Regions from separate parts of the Homo sapiens genome. Here region 1 is linked to region 2. A link is a loop called in an ENCODE intact Hi-C map of the cell type or tissue named here. Cell type or tissue: endothelial cell of umbilical vein. All regions are shown on one strand.

Evidence for each region. Peaks named below come from ENCODE experiments on the same cell type or tissue, not always from the same donor. Only the 100,000 strongest peaks of a DNase experiment are listed, where the experiment ranks them.
Region 1: it touches region 2 in a loop (7-fold over the local background); 1 of 110 quality-filtered maps calls a loop at or near these places.

The regions. Positions count from the first base shown.
Region 1 is chr12:32,485,224-32,487,723 of GRCh38, reverse strand. All of the region lies in intron 1 of FGD4 (FYVE, RhoGEF and PH domain containing 4), which reads right to left. Among named protein-coding and RNA genes, the nearest start is that of FGD4, 87 kb to the right of the region's middle. In endothelial cell of umbilical vein, no CTCF peak of the experiment used is centred here; a DNase peak (open chromatin) is centred at 1,313; H3K27ac peaks cover 1,907 bases.
Region 2 is chr12:32,585,329-32,587,828 of GRCh38, reverse strand. The region is part of intron 4 of FGD4 (FYVE, RhoGEF and PH domain containing 4); the gene reads right to left. Among named protein-coding and RNA genes, the nearest start is that of DNM1L, 93 kb to the left of the region's middle. In endothelial cell of umbilical vein, no CTCF peak of the experiment used is centred here; a DNase peak (open chromatin) is centred at 1,288; H3K27ac peaks cover 1,507 bases.

The DNA of each region.
Region 1 (2,500 bases), 100 kb after region 2:
TGGGCATGGTGGCTCACGCCTGTAATCCCAGCATTTTGGGAGGCAAAGGCGGGTGGATCACTTGAGGTCCGGAGTTCAAGACCAGCCTGGCCAACATGGCAAAACCTCGTCTCTACTAAAAACACAAAAATTAGCCAGGTGTGGTGACATGCACCTGTAATTCTTGGGAGGTTGAGGCACGACAATCACTGAAATCCAGGAGGCAGAGGTTGCAGTGAGCCGAGATCACACCACTATACTCCAGCTTGGGCAACAAGCTGAGTGAGACTCTGTCTCTTAAAAAATGATAATAATAATAACAAATAATAACAATATAAATTTTAAAATTGCAAGCACATCGCTGCCTGTCACATATAAGTAAAAGTGTAAAAAGGGTAATATTCATAAATTTAAACAAAGATATGCCCAACACATTTGTTTAAAATCCTAATTCAATGTTTGTGCTTACAAATCTAAGGTCAAGCTATTATTGTTATCTTAAAATCAAGAATACAACTACAATGAGACCCACCCCACCAAAGGCACCTTGCAAGACAGTCTTACAAATTCATGTTCTTCTCACGATTATTTATAAAACAGAATTTAGAAAAATTTTAAATATCTAATAATAGTGGATGTGTTAATTAAGGTACCTGTAACAGAATAGTGTAGAGCAACTGAAATGGATATTTCCTGAGAATTTTTAGTAGCCTGAAATAATTTAATGATACATGGTGGGGGTCAGAGGGAGAAGTATAATTCAAAATCCATAAACAGTATAGCCTCAGTTTCACAAAACAATAGCTACAAAGAGGAAAAACACCTCAAAATGTTACAGTAGCTTATACTTGGATGTTTATTTTTTTCTCCTTCCTACTGAACAAAAATATTGGTTTAAAATTTAAAATGTTTCTCTGAACAAAAACATCAACCTAAAATGATTTTTCAGTTAAATATAAAAGACTACAAGATCACTTAAGCCACAATGATAGAAGTACCTAGTCAAGTCAACTATACTTCAGATCCCAATAAATCAGATAATGTTATTTCAAGAAATCCTTAAACCTGAGAATTACCAATGTACCTTGCTCATGTTTTAGAAGTAGGGGGAATTTTTATCCCCAAATAATTGATGACCAAGAAAATATTAGGTGCACAAATAAGTTTTAAGAAACTGGCTAAAGTGTAAATCTTAAATATTAGAAATAGAAAGAAGACAAGTGAAAAAAGTAGAAGGAAAGAGGTTATAATAAAAAAGACTGAGATGACAAGGGTCAACAGTGGTTGCACTTACTCACTTCCACTACTCTCAGGAAACACTCTGTGCTATGAACTCACAGGGAGAAATGCCATTCCCTCAAGTAATTGTTCCTGGATCATGAAGATAAGAAAAAGCACACCTTTGTGCTAAAACCACAGCACTGAACTACTCTAAAGAAAATCCACGATAATTTTTCCATCGTGGTACAAATTATTATCACTTAACAGTAAACAAAGAGAAATACCAGTGACCTCATCTATTGTATACTTTGCATAGTGAAAAAATCCAAATGTTTTAACCTGAGATATTTCAGAAATGGCAATTGCAAAACAATACTCACAGCCCCCCATAAAAGATTCTTTTCATAACATCCAGCAATCTTCTGATTAACCTATTTCCTGCTTCTGGAGCAAGGATTTGGATCCATAATTTGTTGGTAGAAACTATAGGCATTCTGTATTTAGACACTAGACACATACACATCTAGTGTTCAACATGATAAAGAACTAACTAATGGGAAGTACAGAGTTCTGTTTCATAAGTCTTCTTCTGGCAGTGATGCAGGCTCAAGGAACTACGCAAGCAACGCATTTCAAAATTCCACGAAGGTGTTTCAAAATGTACTGAGAGAGCTCTAGAATACCGGGGGTGGACTAGGAAGTATGATGCCAAATACATGTAACTTTATTACATTTATGGCATTTAGGCTTATAACAAACTTCCCTTTAAAAATAGGTCTTGGTCAGGCGCAGTGGCTCACACTTGTAATCCCAGCACTCTGGGAGGCCTAGGCGGGTGGGTCACGAGGTCAAGAAATCGAGACCATCCTGGCTAACATGGTGAAACCTCGTCTCTACTGAAAATACAAAAAAAAAATTAGCCAGGCGTGGTGGCAGGCGCCTGTAGTCCCAGCTGCTCGGGAGGCTGAGGCAAGAGAATAGCGTGAACCTGGGAGGCGGAGCTTGCAGTGAGCCCAGATCCCGCCACTGCACTCCAGCCTGGGCAACAGGGCGAGTCTCTGTCTCAAAAAAAAAAAAAAAAAAAAAATTGGTCTTAAAAGATCTGAGGATTCTTTTTGACAGACATCAGAAAATTGTAAGAAATACTGCAAGCAATGCTGAATAGTGAAACTGTGTATAAGCTCTCCATATTCCCAAAAGCAAAAAAGGGCCTTCCATTTTTTTCCAGGAATGGTTATGCGGGTTACCTAGCAATCCCAAGTAATTTCTATATAAAAACAAGTCAGGTTTTTAAAAGAGG
Region 2 (2,500 bases):
TAGTATAAGAGTACAAAACTAACCTAATTAGCAACTCTACTTCCTTCTCTCAAACCCACACCATTACTTTCCTTCCTGTCATCTCAATGATTTCAACATGTCAGGAAGCCATGGCCTGGAGAGTTTGTTAAAGTGATGTGTCTGGCCAGGCACAGTGGCTCACACCTGTCAGCACTTTGGGAGGCTGAGGCGGGTGGATCACTTGAGCTCAGGAGTTCAAGACCAGCCTGGGCAACATGGTGAAAACCTATCTCTACAAAAAATACAAAAATTAGCCAGGCGTGATGGTGCATGCCTGTAGTCCCAGGTACTCAGGAGGCTGAGGCAGGAGAATTGCTTGAACCTAGGACGTGGAGGTTGTAGTGAGCCGAGATAGCGTCACCGCACTCCAGCCTGGCAGCCTGGGCAACAGACCGAGACCCTGTCTCAAAATAAATAAATAAATAAATAAATACAGAATAAAAAATAAGCAATAGCCATTAAAATTTTTTAATTACAAAAAAAGTGATGTGTCAGTGGTCACCTAGCTAGTAAGTGACGGGGCTGGGATTTGAACTCAGGTATTTTCATTCCAAAGCCTTCATGCCTAAACCAATAAATCGTAATGCTTCCAGAATTTTTTTTTTTTTTTTTTTTTTTTTGAGAGAGTCTCACCCTGTCATCCAGGCTGGAGTGCAATGGTGCGACCTAGGCTCACTGCAACCTCCACATCCAGAATTCAAGCAATTCGCCTGCCTCAGCCTGCTAGTAGCTGGGACTACAGGTGCTTGCTACTGCGCCCAGCTAATTTTTGTATTTTTAGTAGAGATGGGGTTTCACCATACTGGCCAGGCTGGTCTCGAACTCCTGACCTCAGGTGATCCCCCTACCTTGGCCTCCCAAAGTGCTGGGATTACAGGGGTGAGCCACTGCACCCAGCCCAGAATATTCTATTTTTGTAAGACATCTACACCTGGACTTCCAAGAAGCCCCTCAATTCAGTATTGCAAAATGTAATTTATTTTTTGCCCACAAAATAGGTTCTGCCTTCCATTCTCTTGTAGTTCATGTGCCATCTGCCAATTCATCCAGCCTAGGAGTTGAACCTGACTTAACCCCCACATCTAGCCACAAGGTCCTCAGAATCTTCCTTGTCTCTCACCCTCTGCTTCATCCAGGCCCCCTTCATCTCACACCTGGACTAGTACAGTTGCTTCCTAACCACGTGCCCTGCTCCATCTGTTTTCCCTTTCATCTGACTCATTTTTCAAAAACCCACACATGTGTCATCATGTCACTTCCATGCTTTAATTGTTTCTGAGGCCAGATAATATTAGGCTTATGGAAAGTTTGAATTCATATGGGGGAAATACCTATGTATAACCCAACAAAACAGGATACAGAGTGACCATACATTATGCGATCAAGTATGTTTTTTCAAACAGCTCAGAAAAACAAGCTAGAATATCAAATATCTAAGCAATTCTCACTGGTAGAATTATGGGTGTGGTTTTTGTGTGTATTTTCTGTGCTTTGCCAATTTTCTTCTTTTTCAATGAAAATTGTAAACTTTTAGCAACTTAAAAGGTTTTAAAAACCTTTTAAGATTTTTAAACTTTTTAAACTTCCAAACTTTTAAAAGTCTCTAATGTTTTCAGGAAAAAAATATGTATATTCTTAACAGGCATTCAAAAGCCCATTGCAGTCTGTTCTTAGCTTACTCTTCTAAATCTAGCCTTGTACCTCTGTATTAATTTCTCTAGCCATTCTGACCTCTGATTATGCAGTCAGAAATATTCCTCCAAATGCAGCATCTACAATCTTGCCTCTACTCATTGCTCACACTTTCACTCACCCCCATCCCAGCGTATCTTTGATCTCACCCAGCAATCTCCCATCCTTGCTTCAAGGCTACTTCAACTGCTTCTCAGCAGCCTGGCCCTCAACTAGTACTCCTGGGGCACAACTGCTCCTTCATCTGCATTTCCCTTTTTTTTTTTTTTTTTTTTTTTTTTGAGACAAGGTCTCAGCTCTGTGGCCCAGGTGAGAGTGAAGTAGCAGGATCATAGCTCACTGCTGCCTCGACCTTCTGGGTTCAAGCAATCCTCCCACCTAAGCCTCCCGAGTAGCTGGGACTACAGGCAAGTGCCACCGCACCCAGCGAACTTTTAAATTTTTTGTAGAGATGGGGTTTTGCCCGTTGCCCAGGTTGGTCTCAAACTCCTGGACTCGAGAGATCCTCTGCCGTAGCCTCCCAAAGTGCTGGGATAGCAAGTGTGAGCCACTGCACCTGGCCCAGTCATCTGTATTTCCAAAGCACTTACTGTATCATATTATGTCAATTTGTGTATGTCTCTCACCCCTCAGCAGACTGAGGCTTTGTTGATAGGGCTTGTCTAGTCCATTTCTATGTTGCTGGTGCCCAGGAGAGTGAGACTGGCACACTGAATTTTTTAATTGAACAGTTCAATTTTTTTCACATTTTTCTTTCTTATATTATGAACCTAGTAAACTGAGTAGC